2 separate regions of the Homo sapiens genome follow, and region 1 is linked to region 2. The links are chromatin loops, found by intact Hi-C in ENCODE. Cell type or tissue: mammary epithelial cell. All regions are shown on one strand. Each heading gives the region's core, and the rest is flanking DNA. Links, peaks and the distances in the headings are about the cores only.

Region 1 (10,350 bases), core at 1,915-9,914, 75 kb before region 2:
AATAAGACCCTTTTTAGACAGGCAAATGCTCTTGGAATTCATTACCACCAGACCTGCCTTACAAGAGATCCTTAAGGGAATGCTGAATGTGGAAAGGCCATCACTGGCAACTGCAAAAACACATTTAGGTACTGAGACCATTGACACCATAAAGCAACCACACAATCAAGTCTGCATAATAACCAGCTAACAACAGAATGCCAGGATCAAATCCACACATATAAATATCAATCTTGAATGTAAATAGGCTAAATGCCCCAATTAAAAGGCATAGAGTAGCAAGCTAGATAAAGAAGTAAGACCAAAGTATATGCTGTCTTCAAGAGACCCATCTCACATGCAATGGCATTCATAGGCTCAAAGTAAAGGGATGGAGAAAAATCTACCAAGCAAACAGAAAATAGAAAAAAGCAGAGGTTGCTATTCTAATTTCAGATAAAATAGTCTTAAAACCAAAAATAATTTTAAAAAGACAAAGAACATTACATGATAGTAAAGGGGTTCAATTAACCAAGAAGACCTAACTATCCTAAATAGACATGCCCCCAACACAAGGGCACCTAGATTCATAAAGCAAGTTTTTAGAGACCTATGAAGAGATTTAGATAACTGCACAATAATAGTGGGAGACTTCAACATCCCACTGAAAGTATTAGACATACCATCAAGGCAGAAAACGAACAAAGACATTCAGGACTCAATCTCGACACCTGACCAAATGGGCCTAACAGACATCTACAGAACTCTCCACCCAAAAACAGCAGAATATACATTCTTCTCAGCTGCACATGGCACATACTCTAAAATCAATCACACAACCAACCATGAAACAACCCTCATCAAATTCAAAAAATCCGAAATCATACCAAACACATTATCAGATCACAGAGCAATAAAATAAAAATCAATAGGGGCCAGGTGCAGTAGCTCACACCTGTAATCCCAGCACTTTGGGAGGCTGAGGCAGGTGGATCACCTGAGGTCAGGAGTTCAATACCATCCTGGCCAACATGGTGAAACCCTGTCTCTACTACAAATACAAAAATTAGCTGCATGTGGTGGCACACGCCTGTAGTCCCAGCTACTCAGGAGGCTGAGGCAGAAGAATTACCTGAACCCGCGAGGCAGAGATTGCAGTGAGCTGAGACTGCACCACTGCACTCCAGCCTGGGTGACAGAGCAAGACTCTGTCTCAAAAAAAAAAAAAAAAAAAAAAAAAAACTACTGACATGAAGAGCCAAGATGGCCGAATAAGAACAACTTCAGTCTACAGCTCCCAGTGTGAGCGACGCAGAAGACGGGTGATTTCTGCATTTCCAACTGAGGTAGCAGGTTCATCTCACTGGGGAGTGTCGGAAAGTGGATGTGGGACAGTGAGTGCAGCGCACCGAGCATGAGCCAAAGCGGGGCAAGGCATTGCCTCACCTGGGAAGTGCAAGGGGTCAGGGAATTCCCTTTCCTAGTCAAAGAAAGGGGTGACAGACAGAACCTGGAAAATCGGGTCACTCCCACCCTAATACTGTGCTTTTCCAAAGGTCTTAGCAAACGGCACACCAGGAGATTATATCCCGTGCCTGGCTCCGAGGGTCCTATGTCCATGGAGCCTCACTCATTGCTAGCACAGCAGTCTGAGATCAAACTGCAAGGCGGCAGCGAGGCTGGGGGAGGGGCGCCCGCCATTGCTGAGGCTTGAGTAGGTAAACAAAGCAGCCGGGAAGCTGGAACTGGGTGGAACCCACTGCAGCTCAAGGAGGCCTGCCTGCCTCTGTAGACTCCACCTCTGGGGGCAGGGCATTGCCAAACAAAAGGCAGCAGAATCCTCTGCAGACTTAAATGTTCCTGTCTAACAGCTTTGAAGAGAGTAGTGGTTCTCCCAGCATGCAGCTGGAGATGTGAGAATGGACAGACTGCCTCCTCAAGTGGGTACCTAACCCCCGAGTAGCCTAACTGGGAAGCACCCCCCAGTAGGAGCAGACTGACACTTCACACGGCTGGGTACTCCTCTGAGACAAAACTTCCGGAGGAACGATCAGGCAGCAACATTTGCTGTTCACCAATATCCACTGTACTGCAGCCTCCACTGCTGATACTCAGGAACAGGGTCTGGTATGGACCTCTAGCAAACTCCAACAGACCTGCAGCTGAGGGTCCTGACTGTTAGAAGGAAAACTAACAAACAGAAAGAACATCCCCACCAAAACCCCATCTGTATGTCACCATCATCAAAGACCAAAGGTAGATAAAAGCACAAAGATGGGGAAAAAACAGAACAGAAAAACTGGAAACTCTAAAAAGAGTGCCTCTCCTCCTCCAAAGGAATGCAACTCCTCATCAGCAATGGAATAAAGCTGGATGGAGAATGACTTTGACAAGTTGAGAGAAGAAGGCTTCAGACGATCCAACTACTCCAAGCTAAAGGAGGAAGTTCGAACCCATGGCAAAGAAGTTAAAAACCTTGAAAAAAAATTAGATGAATGGATAACTAGAACAACCAATGCAGAGAAGTCCTTAAAGGACCTGATGGAGCTGAAAACCAAGGCATGAGAACTATGTGACGAATGCACAAGCCTCAGTAGCTGATGTGATCAACTGGAAGAAAGGGTATCAGTGATGGAAGATCAAATGAATGAAATGAAGTTAGAGAGAAGTTTAGAGAAAAAAGAATAAAACTAAACGAACAAAGCCTCCAAGAAATATGGGACTGTGTGAAAAGACCAAATCTACATCTGGTTGGTGTACCTGAAAGTGACGGGGAGAATGGAACAAAGTTGGAAAACACTCTGCAGGATATTATCCAGGAGAACTTCCCCAATCTAGCAAGGCAGCCCAACATTCAAATTCAGGAAATACAGAGAACGCCACAAAGATACTCCTCGAGAAGAGCAATTCCAAGACACATAATTGTCAGATTCACCAAAGTTGAAATGAAGGAAAAAATGTTAAGGGCAGCCAGAGAGAAAGGTCGGGTTACCCACAAAGGGAAGCCCATCAGACTAAAAACTGATTTCTCAGCAGAAACTCTACAAGCCAGAAGAGAGTGGGGGCCAATATTCAACATTCTTAAAGAAAAGAATTTTCAACCCAGAATTTCATATCCAGCCAAACTAAGCTTCATAAGTGAAGGAGAAATAAAATACTTTACAGACAAGCAAATGCTGAGAGATTTTGTCACCACCAGGCCTGCTCTAAAAGAGCTCCTGAAGGAAGCACTAAACATGGAAAGGAACAAACAGTACCAGCCACTGCAAAAACATGCGAAATTGTAAAGACCATTGAGGCTAGGAAGAAACTGCATCAATTAACGAGCAAAATAACCAGCTAACATCATAATGACAGGATCGAATTCACACATAACAATATTAACCTTAAATGTAAATGGGCTAAATGCTCCAATTAAAAGACACAGACTGGCAAATTGGATAAAGAGTCAAGACCCATCAGTGTGCTGTATTCAGGAAACCCATCTCACATGAAGAGACACACATAGGCTCAAAATAAAGGGATGGAGGAAGATCTACCAAGCAAATGGAAAACAAAAAAAAGGCAGGGGTTTCAACCCTAGTCTCTGATAAAACAGACTTTAAATCAACTAAAATCAAAAGAGACAAAGAAGGCCATTACATAATGGTAAAGGGATCAATTCAACAAGAAGAGCTAACTATCCTAAATATGTATGCACCCAATACAGGAGCACCCAGATTCATAAAACAAGTCCTTAGAGACCTACAAAGAGAGTTAGACTCCCACACAATAATAATGGGAGACTTAACACCCCACTGTCAACATTAGACAGATCAACGAGACAGAAAGTTAAGAAGGATATCCAGGAATTGAACTCAGCTCTGCACCAAGTGGACCTAATAGACATCTACAGAACTCTCCACCCCAAAACAACAGAATATACATTCTTCTCAGCACCAAACCACACTTATTCCAAAATTGACCACATAGTTGGAAGTAAAGCACTCCTCAGCTAATGTAAAAGAAAAGAAATTATGACAAACTGTCTCTCAGACCACAGTGCAATCAAACTAGAACTCAGGATTAAGAAACTCACTCAAAACCACTCAACTACATGGAAACCGAACAACCTGCTCCTGAATGACTACTGCATACATAACGAAATGAAGGCAGAAATAAAGATGTTCTTTGAAACCAGCGAGAACAAACACACAACATACCAGAATCTCTGGGACACATTCAAAGCAGTGTGTAGAGGGAAATTTATAGCAGTAAATGCCCACAAGAGAAAGCAGGAAAGATCCAAAATTGACACCCTAACATCACAATTAAAAGAACTAGAGAAGCAAGAGCAAACACATTCAAAAGCTAGCAGAAGGCAAGAAATAACTAAGATCAGAGCAGAACTGAAGAAAATAGAGACACAAAAAACGCTTCAAAAAATCAATGAATCCAGGAGCTGGTTTTTTGAAAAGATCAACAAAATTGATAGACCACTGGCAAGACTAATAAAGAAGAAAAGAGAGAAGAATCAAATAGACGCAATAAAAAATGACAAAGGGGATATCACCACCAATCCCACAGAAATACAAACTACCATCAGAGAATACTATAAACACCTCTACGCAAATAAACTAGAAAATCTACAAGAAATGGATAAATTCCTCGACACATACACCCTCCCAAGACTAAACCAGGAAGAAGTTGAATCTCTGAATAGACCAATAACAGGCTTTGAAATTGAGGCAATAATTAACAGCTTAGCAACCAAAAAAAGTCCAGGACCAGATGGACTCACAGCCGAATTCTACCAGAGGTACAAGGAGGAGGTGGTACCATTCCTTCTGAAACTATTCCAATCAATAGAAAAAGAGGGAATCCTCCCTAACTCACTTTGTGAGGCCAGCATCATCCTGATACCAAAGCCTGGCAGAGACACAACAAAAAAGAGAATTTTAGACCAATATCCCCGATGAACATTGATGCAAAAATCCTCAAAAAATACTGGCAAACCGAATCCAGCAGCACATCAAAAAGCTTATCCACCATGATCAAGTGGACTTCATCCCTGGGATGCAAGGTTGGTTCAACATACACAAATCAATAAACATAATCCAGCATATAAGCAGAACCAACAACAAAAACCATATGATTATCTCAATAGATGCAGAAAAGGCCTTTGACAAAATTCAACAACTCTTCATGCTAAAAACTCTCAATAAATTAGGTATTGATGGGATGTATCTCAAAATAATAAGAGCTATCTATGACAAACCCACAGCCAATATCATACTCAATGGACAAAAACTGGAAGCATTCCCTTTGAAAACTGGCACAAGACAGGCATGCCCTCTCTCACCACTCCTATTCAACATAGTGTTGGAAGTTCTGGCCAGGGCAATCAGGCAGGAGAAGGAAATAAACGCTATTCAATTAGGAAAAGAGAAAGTCAAATTGTCCCTGTTTGCAGATGACATGATTGTATATCTAGAAAACCCCATCATCTCAGCCCAAAATCTCAAGCTGATAGGCAACTTCAGCAAAGTCTCAGGATACAAAATCAATGTGCAAAAATCACAAGCATTCTTATACACCAATAACAGACAAACAGAGAGCCAAATCATGAGTGAACTCCCATTCACAATTGCTTCAAAGAGAATAAAACACCTAGGAATCCAACTTACAAGGGATGTGAAGGACCTCTTCAAGGAGAACTGCAAACCACTGCTCAATGAAATCAAAGAGGATACTAACAAATGGAAGAACATTCCATGCTCATGGATAGGAAGAATCAATATTGTGAAAATGGTCATACTGCCCAAGGTAATTTACAGATTCAATGCCATCCCCATCAAGCTACCAATGACTTTCTTCACAGAATTGGAAAAACTACCTTAAAGTTCATATGGAACCAACAAAGAGCCCGCATTGCCAAGACAATCCTAAGCCAAAAGAACAAAGCTGGAGGCATCACGCTACCTGACTTCAAACTATACTACAAGGCTACAGTAACCAAAACAGCATGGTACTGGTACCAAAACAGAGATATAGACCAATGGAACAGAGCAGAGCCCTCAGAAATAATGCCACATATCTACAACCATCTGATCTTTGACAAAACTGACAAAAAAGAAATGGGGAAAGGATTCCCTATTTAATATATGGTGCTGGGAAAACTGGCTAGCCATATGTAGAAAGCTGAAACTGGATCCCTTCCTTACACCTTATACAAAAATTAATTCAAAGTGGATTAAAGACTTACATGTTAGACCTAAAGCCATAAAAACCCTAGAAGAAAACCTAAGCAATACCATTCAGGACATAGTCATGGGCAAGGACTTCATGTCTAAAACACCAAAAGCAATGGCAACAAAAGCCAAAATTGACAAATGGGATCTAATTAAACTAAAGAACTTCTGCACAGCAAAAGAAACTACCATCAGAGTGAACAGGTAACCTACAGAATGGGAGAAAACGTTTGCAATCTACTCATCTGACAAAAGGCTAATATCCAGAATCTACAATGAACTCCAACACATTTACAAGAAAAAAACAAACAACCCCATCAAAAAGTGGGCAAAGGATATGAACAGACACTTCTCAAAAGAAGACATTTATGCAGCCAAAAACTGCATGAAAAAATGCTCAACATCATTGTCCATCAGAGAAATGCAAATCGAAACCACAATGAGATACCATCTCACACCAGTTAGAATGGCGATCATTAAAAAGTCAGGTGCTGGAGAGGATGTGGAGAAATAGGAACACTTTTACACTGTTGGTGGGACTGTAAACTAGTTCAACCATTGTGGAAGTCAGTGTGGCAATTCCTCAGGGATCTAGAACTAGAAATACCATTTGACCCAGCCATTCCATTACTGAGTATATACCCAAAGGATTATAAATCATGCTGCTATAAAGACACATGCACACATATGTTTATTGCAGCACTATTCACAATAGCAAAGACTTGGAACCAACCAAATGTCCAACAATGATAGACTGGATTAAGAAAATGTGGCACATATACACCATGGAATACTATGCAGCCATAAAACATGATGAGTTCACGTCCTTTGTAGGGACATGGATGAAGCTGGAAACCATCATTCTCAGCAAACTATCGCAAGGACAAAAAAAACAAACACCACATGTTCTCACTCGTAGGTGGGAATTGAACAATGAGAACACATGGACACAGGAAGGGGAACATCATACACCGGGGCCTGTTGTGGGGTGGGGGGAGGGGGGAGGGATAGCATTTGGAGATATACCTAATGTTAAATGACTAGTTACTGGGTGCAGCACACCAACATGACACACGTATACATGTGTAACTAACCTGCACGTTGTGCACATGTACCCTAAAACTTAAAGTATAATAAAAAAAACTACTAAGAAAATTGCTCAAAACCATACAATTACATGAAAATTAAACAACTAAACAACCTGCTCCTAAATGACTTTGGAGTACACAATGAAATTGAGGCAGAAATCAAGAAATTATTTCAAACTAATGAGAGCAAAGATACAACATACCAGAATTTCTGGGACACACCTAAAACAGTGTTAAGAGGAAATTTTATAGCATTATCTTATGTCAAAAAGTTAGAAAGATCTCAAATTAACAACTTAATTCACATCAAGAAGAACTAGAGAAACAAGAGCAAACCAACCCCAAAGTTACAGAAGACAAGAAATAACTAAAATTAGAGCTGAACTGAAGTAAACTGAGATGTGAAAAACCACACAAAAGGTCAACAAATCCAGGAGTTAGTTATTTGAAAGAATAAATAAGATTAATAGACTGTTAGCTAGATGAATTAAAAAAGAGAAGATCTAAATAAACACAATCAGAAATAACAAAGGGAGATTACCGTCAACCCCACAGAAATGCAAAAATTAAACCCTCCAACACTGCTATGAACATTTCTAGGCACACAACCTACAAAACATGAAACAATGGATAAATCCCTGGAAACATACAATCTCCCAAGATTCAACCAGGAAGAAACTGAATCTCTGAAGAGACCAATAGCAAGTTCCGAAATTGAATCAGTAATAAGAAGCCTGCCAACCAGAAAAAGCCCAGAACCAGATGGATTCACTAGTGAATTCTACCAGATGTATATAAAGAAAGAGGGGGTACCATTCCTACTTAAACTATTCCAACAAATAAGGAGGAGGGACTCCTCCACAACTCATTCAATGAGCCCAGCATTATCCTGATAGCAAAACCTGGCAGAGACACAACAAAAAGAGGAAACTTCAAGCCAATATCTTTGATGAACATAAATGCAAAAATACTCAACAAAATACTAGCAAACTGAATCCACTAGCACATCAAAAGGCTAATCCACCATGATCAAGTAGGCTTTATCCCTGAGATGCAAGTTTGGTTCAACACATGTAAATCAATAAATGTGATTCTTCACATAAACAGAACTAAAAACAAAAACCACATGATCATCTCAATAGATGCAGAAGTCTTTCAATAAAATCCATTATATCTTCATGTTTAAACCCCTTGACGAACTAAGCATTAATGAAACATACCTCAAAATAACAAGAGCCATCTATGACAAACCCATAGCCAACATCATACTAAATAAGCAAAAGCTGGAATGATTCCCTTTGAGAAACAGAGCAAAAAAGGGATGCTTCTCACTGCTCCTATTCAACATAGTACTGGAAGTCCTAGCCAGAGCAAATAGGCAAGAAAAAGAAATAAAAGGCATTAATAGAAAAAGAGAAGAATTCAAACTATCTCTGTTTGAAGATGGTATGATTTTATACCTCGAAAACCCCATGGTTGCTGCCCAAAATCTCCTATTTCTGATTTTAAAAACTTCAGCAAAGTTTCAGCATACAAAAATTATGTACAAAAGTAGCATTTCTGTACACCAACAATGTCTAAGCTGAGAGTCAAATCAAGAATGCGATCCCATTCACAATAACGACAAAAAGAATAAAATATCCAGGAATACACTTAACAAGGGAGGTGAAAGATCCTACAATGAGAATCACAAAACACTGCTCAAAGAAATCAGAGATGACACAAACAAATGGAAAAACTTTCCATGCTCATGGATAGGAAGAATCAATAGTTAGAATAACCATACTGCTCAAAGCAGTGTATAGACTCAATGCTTGTATTAGTCTATTCTCACATTGCTATAAAGAAATACCTAAGACTGGGTAATTTCTAAAGAAAAATGGGTTTAATTGGCTCACAGTTCTGCAGGCTGTACAGGAAGCATGGCAGCATCAGCTTCTGTGTAGGCCTCAGGGAGATTTTACTCATGGCAGAAGGCAAAGCAGGAGCAGACATCTTACATGGCAGGAGAAGGACCGAGACAGAGTGAGGAGGTGCCACGCACTTTTAAACAACCAGATCTCATGAGAACTCACTATTGTGATGACAGCTCCAAGGAGGATGGTGTTAGACCATGAGAAACCACCCTCATGATCCAATCACCTTCCACCAGGCCCCACCTCCAACACTGGGGATTACATGTTGAATCATGAGATTTGGACAGGGACTCAGATCCAAATCATATCATTCCATCCCTGGCCCCTCTCAAACCTCATATCCTTCTCACATTGAAAAATCCCATCATGCCTTCCCAACATTCCTGCAAAGTCTTAACTCATTCCAGCATTAACTCAAAAGTCCAAAGTCCAAAGTCTCATCTGAGACAAGGCTAGTCGCTTCTGCCTATTAGCCTGTAAAATGAAACACAAATTAGTTATTTCCAAGATACAATGGATATATAGGCATTGGGTAAATACTCTCATTCCAAAAGGGAGAGATCAGCCAAAAGAAAGGGTGAATAGGCCTCCTGCAATTCTAAAACCCAGCAGGGGAGTCATGGGAAGATCCATCCCTGTGGGCTCACAGGGCAGGTTTATCCCTGTGGCTTTGCAGTGTTCAGCCTGCATGGCTGCTCTTAAGGGCTGGTGTTGAGTGTTTGCAGCTTTTCCAGGTACATAGTGCAAGACTTTGGTGGGTCTACAATTCTGGGGTCTGGAGGATGGTGACCCTTTTCTCACAGCTTGACTAGGCAGTGCCCCAGGGGGTCTATGTTGGGGGGGGTCCAACCCCACATTTCCATTCCACACTGCCTTAGCAGAGGTTTTCCATGAGGGCTCTTCCTCTGCAGCAGGCTTTTCCATACATCCTATGAAATCTAGGTGGAGGCTCTCAAGCCTTAACTCTTGCTCTCTGTGCACCTGCAGGCTTAACACCACATGGAAGCCACCAAGGCTTCTAGCTTGCACCCTCTGAAGCAGTGGCCCAAGGTGTACCTGGGTCCTTTTTAGCCACAGCTGAAGCTGGAGTAACTGGGATACACGGTCCAGTGTCTCAAGACTGTGCAGGGCTGCAGT
Region 2 (10,350 bases), core at 1,043-9,042:
AGTGCACCTAATGATCTGAGTGATATTCAAATTTAAATTGACATAGAATGAAGAGAAAATAAAAGCCTTGTACAGGTCTCTGCATCTTGAGGTCCTACATTTGCACATCTCACTACCATCAAAATAATCAAAGTACAATGAGCTCTCGAATGAGACCTAGAACAGACCTGGAACATACAGATTATCAAAGGCTTATCCAAGAAGACATCTGCAAAACTGAATTCTGAAGGCTTAATACGTGTTAGTCACAAAAGTGTTGGAGAAATTGTAGGATACTGGCCAGGTGAACTAACACACACCAAGATCTGGAAGAAAAGCATCAAATGAAGTATACAAACTACAGGTAGTTCATTCATTTGCAACCTATCCCAGAGTGGTGAATGGTGAGGCTGGAAAAGTAAGCAAGGCGAGAGCATGAGTGGCCTTCATTGCACACAAGTACAGGAATGTGGGCTTTGTCCTGAAGGCAATAGAGAGGCACTGGAAGGTTCAAGGCTGGGGAGCAACTCTAGCTGCATGTAGAGAATGGGCTGTAGCAGAGCAGTATTCCAACTAGGGAGACTAGTAAGAAAGTTAGTGCAACACTCCAGGTAGGAAACAATGAAAGTCTGACACAAGAGAATGGTAGTGGGACGGATAAAAGGAAAATTCCCTAAAGCACTTTGAGTTGTAGAACTAAGACTTAGTGATTGATTTCACTTGAAGAATAAGACAAAGGGGATAGTCAGCAATGACTACTTCGGGCACCTGAGGTGGTGACAGTCAGTGAAAAGTCAAACACAGAAAGGAAGCAAGTTGCAAAGGTTGGGGCAGAAGAATCCAAGTAAAGCCTCCCAGGAGGCAGTTGACCGTAATGGCCTGAGACTTAAGACAGTGATTTAGGCAGCAGATGATAAATCAAACCACAAGCCAATAAAATGACCCCAGGAAAGAATTAAGAGTGAGAAGAAGATGAACATAAAACCCCAGGGAAAAAAATCAGCCTTTAAGCTGCAACAGAAGAAAATGGGCATAAGAAAAGCTAAGAGTCACCAGAGAGGCAGAAGGAAAACTATGAGAGTGGGTACTACAAAATTCAAAGGAAGAAAAGATTTTAGGAAAGGAGTGTTAATCATGGCCACTGTTTCCAAAAGGTTGTCCATGAGATTCCACAATGAAGAGGTCCCTGATGATCTTGGGAGGCACAGCTTGGAGTGGTGGGCGCAAAGCCAGAGAGCCTTAGATTTAAGAGAGAATGGGAGGTGGGAGGTAGGAAGTGAGGACAATGAGTTGGAAAACCTTGGTGAAGCGAATCTGTAAAGAATTTAAAAGAGGGAGGCAACCAGTGCTGGATGGGAGACGGGAAGGTGATTCTTTTAAAGATGGAAGACACTTGGGACAATTTAAAGGACTGAAATTTACTGAGTATTCATATGTGACCTCATTTGAACCTCCTAATATTCATGAGGAAGTTTTCCCATTCTGCAGATGTGGAAACTGGAACTGAGGCTAAGTGACTCAGAAACATAGGGGAAATTGATGGTGGGCTTTGGAAGAAGAGATACAGCCATTACTTCCTTGCCTGAATTCCCACTGCCACTTCATCATGCTGGAGGCACAAGGCAGGGAGGCATGGAGAGAAAGACGGAAAAGAGGATTGGAAAGGAAGACTCACAGTGCTAAGTCCCCATTAGGTGCAGGAACTATTAGAAACTTACTTATTACTGCATTAGCCTGTTCTCACACTGCTATTAAAGACATACCCAAGACTGAATAATTTATAAGGGAAAGAGGTTTAACGGACTCACAGTTACATGTGGTTGGGGAGGCCTCACAATCATGGTGGAAGGTGAAAGGCATGTTTTGTTTTGTTTTTGTTTGTTTTTTGAGATGGAGTTTCACTCTTGTTGCCCAGGCTGGAGTGCAATGGCGTGATCTCACCTCACTGCAACCTCCGCCTCCCCGGTTCAAGCCATTCTCCTGCCTCAGCCTCCTGAGTAGCTGGGATTACAGGTGCCCACCACCACACCCAGCTAATTTTTGTATTTTTAGTAGAGACAGGGTTTCACCATGTTGGCCAGGCTGGTCTCGAACTCCTGACCTCAGGTGATCCATCCACCTTGGCCTCCCAAAGTGCTGGGATTACAGGCGTGAGCCACTGCACCCGGCCTGAAAGGCATGTCTTACATAGAAGGAGGCAAGAGAGAATGAGAGCAAAGTGAAAGAGGAAACCCCTTATCAAACCATCAGACCTCGTGAGACTTATTCATTACCTCAAGAACAGTATGGGGGAACTGCCCCCACGATTCAATTATCTCCCTCCTGGTCCCTCCCACAGCATGTGGGAATTATGAGAGCTACAATTCAAGATGAGATTTGGGTGGGGACACAGCCAAACCATACAAATCACCTTTAATCAAATCCCACTAACCCCTCAAGGAAGACACTATTATAAAGTTTGGCTTACAGTGAGTAAGAGCTCTGAGGTTGAGAAAGGTTACACCTTCACCAGGTCATGCCACCAGTAAGTGACTGCATCTGATGTCAACTTGGATCTGCAGAAATTAAGGTGTCCTCTCACCGCTTCTAGCGAGCCCTTCATTTCAGAGTCTCAGGCACTCTCCTCCAGCAACTCCACTAGTCTCCACATCACCCCTACCCCCACCCCCACAGTAGACTATTTATGAACACTGCTTTCATTCCAGTCTGTGCTCACCCAAACCCTACATGGCCTCATGTCTCACACCGGGGTCAGCCCCACAGTGGCATGAGACCACGTGCCTGGAGGAACGGAAGCTGAAGAATACTTCACTGGGTCCTTCCCTTTTACTCAACGGTAAGTAATTTAAAAGACTATTTTTATATGAAAAAATAAATCTGAAGACATTGCTGAGCCAAACACAAAAATTACATGAATTTCTGAGATGAAATATGAGACTTCCATGAGATGTCCTGCTTGTGGTGCAGCTTTGGACTCCAGCAAGTTCCTGTTTAGAATATTTCAATGGAAATTCATGAAAAACAACTTAAAACAGGATAAAGGGCTTATGGTGGAATTTCAGAACTTCCAGTCCATCCCACTTGCTTTCCAGGCTTAACTAACCCCACTTCCCCACAAGAACCTTACTCGATACTCCTACTACATCCCTTCAGCTTTCCCCTTTATCTCGGCTTCCCCTGCAGCCTGGAATGCCCTTCTTCTACTCACTCATCTGAAACCTGTTCACCTTCCATGAAGTCCTGTAGGATCACAGTCATCTCCCTTCCACTAATCTCCCATGTTAAGCCAGCACTTGTCACTGCTATCGTGCATTGTTATATTATCCATCTGTGGTGTAGGGCTTGTCTCTCTAAGCTGCTTAATAATAGGGATCGTGTCTGCTATATCCTTGGGCTTCCACACATAAGCAAGATAGCTTTCCCAGAGAAACAAAAACAGCAGCAGCACCAACTTATATTTAATAGGTACTCATATATATGATCTCATTGGAACTTCATAATAATACCATGAGGAAGTTTCCCTACAAAACTGACACTTAGAGAAGCTAAGTGACTCTTGCAAGGCCATACAGGTTGGAAGAGACTGCTACATTCTGGCAGCAGAGCCTGTGCCATACTAAGTAGGTGCTCAAAGAATATTTATTAGTTGACTTTTTCCACTTCTTCCTCTTAAATGGTAGCAGAGTACCATTAAGTGATCTTCATAGACTCCATAGAGAATAGCAGAATCATCTAGCAGAGCCCCCCCGCTCATTTCTGACCCACAAAATCACTAGACATAATACAATGGGCTTATTGATTTAGGTCATTACGTTTCTGATTAGTTTTTCAAGTGGCAAGAGAAATCTGAAAAACCCTCATGAGTTCTGAAGCAAATTTCTCATAGTTGGCATTTAACACAATTTTTGTATTATCACTGAGCACACATTAGGCAAAGTCTGTCCTAGTGCATTCTCAGTTCATTGTTGATGCCCTTTCCCAACAATCCAGTTCTCTCCAAGGTCCTCTGAAGATCCCCTCTCAGATCTTCTTCCCTCAAGATGCCCTAAACCTTAGAATCCTTCTGGTCTTATGCCTCTCTTCCTTCTTTCTTCTTTTTTCTTTCTTCTCCTCCTTCTCCTTCTTTCTTTTCCCTTCTTCTTCCTTCTTCTTCTTCTTTCTTCTTCTTCCCTCCCCCTCCCCCTCCCTCTCCCCCTCCTTCCCTCTCCTTCTCCTTCTCCTTCTTTCTTTTTACCCAGGCTGCAGTGCAATGCCATGATCTCAGCTCACTGCAACCTCCACCTCCTGGGTTCAAGCAGTCCTCCCATCTCACCTCCTGAGTAGCTGGGATTACAGGTGTGTGCCACCACACCAGGTTAATTTTTGTATTTTTAGTAGAGACAGGGTTTTGTCATGTTTGCCAGGTTGGCCTTCTTCCTTCTTTACCCTTCTATTATCCTTCCTCTCCTCCCATTAAAGTGTTTCATTTTAAAGGAATAATTTTTTTTTAATAGAGTCTCACTCTGTTACCCAGACTGGAGTGCAGTGGCTTGATCTCAGCTCACTGCAACCTCCACCTCCTGGGTTCAATTAATTCTCCTGCCTCAGCCTCCTGAGTAGCTGAGATTACAGGCAGGTGCCACTAAGCCCTGCTAATTTTTTTGTATTTTTAGTAGAGACGGGGTTTCACCAAGTTGGCCAGGCTGGTCTCGAACTCCTGACCTAAAATGATTCACCTGCCTCAGCCTCCCAAAGTGCTGGGATTACAGGTGTGAGCCACCATGCCCCACCTTAAAAGAAGAATTTAGTAGCCCTAAAGAATCTCCAAGGTGAAGACTAGAAGAGAGAAATCAATGCAGCATTTGTGTAGAGACCTAGGAGGAGAGGGCCTGAACACCAAGCAGTCTCCCTGGTGTTTCTTCTCCATCTTCTATTCATAGCCTTCTACACAAACCAGAAAAAGATCATCAATTTTACACCAGATGTGAGAAGATGCCCACTCCCACTGCCTCCCCCAGTAGTAAGTCCTAATTAAAACTTGCTACCCTCTGAATCTAAAATGATTTAATGCTTCCTTTCCTTTGAAGTGATGATATTACAGATTTTATTATCTTTTCAAGGAGAAAAGGTCTGTTAGAATAAATAAAGCCTTAGTATATGAAGTAATGTTCAGAGTGTCTTATCAACTTTAGTCTTCCCCTGGGAATCCTCTCTCTTCCCCTCTGCTCACCACATCCTGTCCTTCTCTTCCAGCCCTGCTCTGATTATTAACTAAGAACCCATAGAAACTAAGGTTTCCTTTAGCTCTCCCTAAATGGGGTTTGAATAACCCACTAACCATGTTTAAACAGGTCTTCTTAATCATAAACATCACCCTAGAAGACAAACATCACTCTTCTATTATGTGGCTGCCCATAAAACCCAGACAGCTTCCTGTTTCTCTGTTTGGACCTCATGTGCCTGCCAAAGGTATGTGCCATTTCCCAGTGGCTTTGAGGGAGGCATAAAAGCCAGAGCCCACAGGACTGTGTTACTCAGTCTTTGTCTTAGGTCTCAGGTGGGGCCAGATAGGGAGGGGAGTGTCACATCTTGTTGCATTACTAAGGCTGATGGTCACCCAAAATACAAAGATAGGACTGTATCTCTTGGAGATGAAGGTTCACATGTCAACATACACCTCCCACCTATGTCAGTCTTCCCATCCCCAACCTTGGTCATGTCATTCCTCACCTCACTTCCCTCCTACTCCACTTCCAATGTGGAAAGGACCCCTCTTCTCCTGTCCACCCAACTAATAGCTACCTAGCCCACCAAAGTACACTTCAAGCCCCACCTCCTTTCTGAAGCCTCCACTGCCCACTCAGGTGACTTTCTTCTACCATTCACAGATGGTAACATGTGTGTATCATTCCTACCTAAAATGCTGGAGAATGGTATGTTAACTCTTCCTGTGGTATTTGTTTTCCCAACATTATATTTAAGTTCCTGGAGTGCAGAAAGTGTGTGCTGTCCATGTTTGAATGCCCCACATGCCTAATGAAGGACAATGTAGATGGAAGACCCATGAGCAATATACTGAATCAATTAAAGAGACAGGGCATGACATTGTTCAGGCAGCTGTTAATAATAATAATAAAATTAGTTGCTATTATTAAGCCTGTCTTAAACTGCAGAGAACAAGACAGACACAGGGGATGACCTACAAGCTTCAAGACTCAGAGAATTCAACAACCTTAAGAAATACCTCCTGGGCAGAATGCTGTATTTGGAAGGTTGGAAGACTCTGAGCTTGAGAACCCTGAAGAAGGCGGAACTGTTGGGTTGCCGGCAGCCGGGAAGGGTTTGCCTGACACTCTTGGCTGGGCGGGAAGAAATGGGGGGAAGGAGAAGGGCGGCGCACTGGGCTGCTGGAAGCTGGGTTCCTTCCGAAGGGACGTTACGCTACCGTCCGTAATATCACCCCAAGCCCTAGCATTCTCAGGAAAGTCGCTTATGAAGCTATGACTCAAGTGCCGCAGTGCTTGGGCCCACGCTTCGCAGCGTGGAATCAGCGGCGGGGCGCGGCGGCACGAGGAAGCTGTGCAAAGCCGAAGGGGCAGCCTCAGACCAGGAACCTTACCCGTCTGGCGGGTCTTATGGCCGAGTCACCGTGGCGGCGCGGCAGCTCGGGCCCGGTTCTTCCGGGCGGGCCGGGGTGGTCACCTCTGCAAAGCAGGGTTTCTGGGCCGTGATCGAGTCTTGCTCACGGGCATGTCGGGAAACGCCTGCTGCGCTCCCTGCCTGAAAATCCACTCTTGAAAATGCACTCCCTTAGGTTAAAACGCTGCCTTTCCTAAGGACCTTCTTTAAAAGTAAATCCTAACATAAGTTGGTGCAACCAATTTCCTTCCCTTACAGACGCTAAAAGCAGAGCACTGAAGGGGTGGGATTCTTGAAGGGGAGGGAGGGAGGTAAGGCTACTGATGATCCTGGAAGGGACAGCTCCACTGCGAAGGGTTTAGGGGAAGGCGGATATCAGCTCTGGTTGCTCGGTTAGTTTGCCCTATTTGAGCTGACGACTTTCGTTAATGAATTTCACCTCTAGTGCTCAGTGGTTTATCTGAAAGAAAAGGCTGGACTAGAGAAGTGGTTCTCAAATTGGTCCCCAGACCAGCAACATCAGCATCAGCTGGGACCTCGTTAGAAATGAAAACTATAGGCCAGTCCTAGATCTACTGAATGAGGGACTCAGCGGAGAGCCCAGGAATGTCTTTCAACAGCCCTCCAAGTGTTTCTGATTCATGCTGTCATTTGGTGACAAACTGGACTAAATGATCTGGCGAGTCCCTTGCACAGAAGAGAGCTGATACTTTTTAATGTGGTTCATGAGGCCATACAAGGCCCTCACTGATGTGGTCCTCATGTAACTGTCCAGTCTCTTAAGGCAACAGTCTTTCTCATCTACATAAAACTGATAAAACTTTCTCTAAAGAGATTTCCTCTTTGAAACCCAGGCTTACATATGCTGCTCTTCCTGACATAGCCTTTTTCTTCCATTACTATCTCCTATTTGTCCTGTAAGACTTGTTTTGTGATTATCTCTTCCAGGAAGGCCATCTCACACCTCCCAAGGTCAGGTGTCTCCCTTCTGTGTTGTTGTAGCACCTTGTAAATGTTATATCCATTTACCACCTTTATCAGGTCACCCACCAGACTGAGCGAGGTGTGAGCAGAAACTTGTACTTCTGCACGTTCAGTGTCTGACACAATGTTAGCCACTACAGTAATCATCAATGCATGAGTGAATGAATGGATGAATTGAATCCTTTTGTCAACTGAGGGCTCAGATAGTGGCTTTCTGGTTCTTTTTGATCTCTAATCATTGATAATTTAAAGCTCTTCGTGTTACCCCAATGATTTGATCAATGCTTATTACTGTTAGTAATTTTTTTTTTTTTTTGAGACGGAGTTTCACTCTTGTCACCCAGGCCCGATCTCGGCTCACTGCAACCTCCACCTCCCAGGTTCAAGTGATTCTCCTGCCTCAGCCTCCCGAGTAGCTGGGATTACAGGCACCCACCACCATCCTCAGCTAAATTTTTATATTTTTAGTAGAGATGGGGTTTCACCATGTTGGCCAGGCTGGTCTCGAGCTCCTGACCTCAGGTGATCCACCCACCTCAACCTCCCAAAGTGCTGGGATTAGCCACCACACCCAGCAACTGTTAGTAATTCTTTATAGTACATTACATAATACAAATTATTTCATATCCATTAGCCCATTTCAACTTCTCATCAACCTTAAGAATTAGAGTAGGTATTGTTTTAATCATTTTAACAGCTGTAAAACAACTCACAGATATTAAATGGCTTTCCATGGTTACCTATTTCTGTAAAAATTATTTACACAGAGTACAAATAAAACACAAAGTGTCTCCTTGGCAAGGCATAGTGATAGACACATAGGAGTTAAAAACTTATTAAAGACATGATCCTTATCCTCAAGGAACCTCTATTTTAGGAAAAATAAAACATATTCTCCAAATAGCCACAACGTAATAAGTGTATAATAAATCCAATCTTAAGTGAGTCATTCCATTAAGGATTTAGGAGTTTGGTGGACAGAGAAACTGTGGGTGGCAGAGTAGTTAGGGGAAACATGATTGGGGCAGAGGCAGAAATTGCATGATGACTGGACAGAAAAGGATGTGAACAGATATGAGAAGAAAGCCTCCCAGGAGCAGAGAATAGACTAATAAATGAACAGAGACTGGAACAATCAACATTGTCTGGGGCAGTGAATATATCTAATAGCTGTAGCAAATAGCAGAGATGCTATGAAGGGGAGCTGTGAAAGTCAAAGATAGAACTGGTGGTGGCACTACATATGCCACTGAAAGTGGGCTTGATGGGAGGATTTTTCATACTTTTATTAGGCTATTAGTGGCCACTCTTGAAATTACAACATATATCATTGATTTATTAAACATTAATGTTAACTCTTAATTTTCCGTCCTCCCAGACAATGCAAGGACCTTAGAACACTTTAACTCTATTACCTCCCTCCTGACTTGCTATCGTTATCATGGATCTTGAGTATGTATTTTAAACCCCACTAGTCATTATTATTTTCATTTTGCATAGTCAGTATTCATTTATATTTACCTGTGTTGTTTCCATTTTCATTCCTCTTCAATTTTTCCTTCATCTCCAAGCTTTCATCTGGGATCTTCTCTTTACCCAAAGAATATCTGTCAGAATTTCCTTTAGTGCAGGTCTCTTGGTGGCAGCTTCTTTCAGTTTTTATTTCACTGACTTTATTTTACCATGATTACTGAAAAATATTTTTACTAGGTGTAGAATTCTAGATTGGCCAAATTGAAAATATCATTCTACTATTTTCTTATTTCTGTTATCATTTTTGAGAAGTCTGCTGTCATTCTTTTTGTTCTTGGAGATGAGGGTCTCACAGTGTTGCCCAGGTTGGAGTGCCATGGCTAGTCACAGGTGCAATCATAGCTCACTGCAGCCTCGAACTCCTGGCCTCAAGCAATCCTCCCACCCGCCTCAGCCTCTTGAGTAGCTTGGACTACAGGCAGGCACCACTGCACCTGGTTTACCAGCATTCTAATTGTTGCTTCTGTCTATTGTCACTTGTCTGCTTTTAAAATTTTTCTCTTTGATTTTGGTCTTCTGAAATTGGACTATGATATGTCTAGGTATGAGTACATTTTATTTATGCTGCTTGAGATTCGTAGGATTTTTATCTGTTTGGGGGAATTCTCAACCATTATCTTTTCAAATGCTCACTCTCTTCTCTCCATTGGGGATCCCATTTGAATAGGTACACATTTAGCATACATGCTGATCAAACTGCATATGTCTCTGACTCCTCTGAATTTTCATGCTTTTTCCTGAGTTAAGTCTGGATAGTTGCTTTTGACCTTTCTCCTAGTTCTTTCATTAACTGTATTTATTTGCTGCTAAATACATCATTGAGATCTTGATTTTGGTTATTATATTTTTAATTAGAGTGTTTCTAGAGGTTCTCTATCAAATGTGGACAATTACTTTTTATAGCTTCCAATTTCCAATCCTTGCCAACAAATTTCAAGTTTGGCCTTTACTTTCTTTGTTTGTTTTTGTTTTTGTTTTTGAGACGGAGTCTTGCTCTGTTGCCCAGGCTAGAGTGCAATGGCACAATCTCTCCTCACCGCAAGCTTCACCTCCCGGGTTCAAGCGATTCCATTCCCCTGCCTCAGCTTCCTGAGTAACTGGGATTACAGGTGCCTGCCACCACACCTGGCTAATTTTTGTATTTTTAGTAGAGGTGGGGTTTCACCATACTGACCAGGTTGGTCTCGAACTCCTGACCTCAGGTGATCCGCCCACCTCGGCCTCCCAAAGTGCTGG

Evidence for each region. A loop is a pair of places that touch in the nucleus more often than their neighbours do. Peaks named below come from ENCODE experiments on the same cell type or tissue, not always from the same donor. Only the 100,000 strongest peaks of a DNase experiment are listed, where the experiment ranks them.
Region 1: it touches region 2 in a loop (21-fold over the local background); 3 of 110 quality-filtered maps call a loop at or near these places.

What each region holds. Positions count from the first base shown.
Region 1 is chr18:45,693,242-45,703,591 of GRCh38, forward strand. All of the region lies in intron 6 of LOC105372093 (a long non-coding RNA gene), which reads right to left. Among named protein-coding and RNA genes, the nearest start is that of SLC14A1, 26 kb to the right of the region's middle. In mammary epithelial cell, for the core only: no CTCF peak of the experiment used is centred there; no DNase peak of the experiment used is centred there.
Region 2 is chr18:45,769,004-45,779,353 of GRCh38, forward strand. LOC105372093 (a long non-coding RNA gene) reads right to left here. Exons shown (of 10, transcript XR_935423.3): 3 at 9,103-9,271. Among named protein-coding and RNA genes, the nearest start is that of SLC14A1, 50 kb to the left of the region's middle. In mammary epithelial cell, for the core only: no CTCF peak of the experiment used is centred there; DNase peaks (open chromatin) are centred at 5,338 and 8,608; H3K4me3 peaks cover 486 bases; H3K27ac peaks cover 2,233 bases.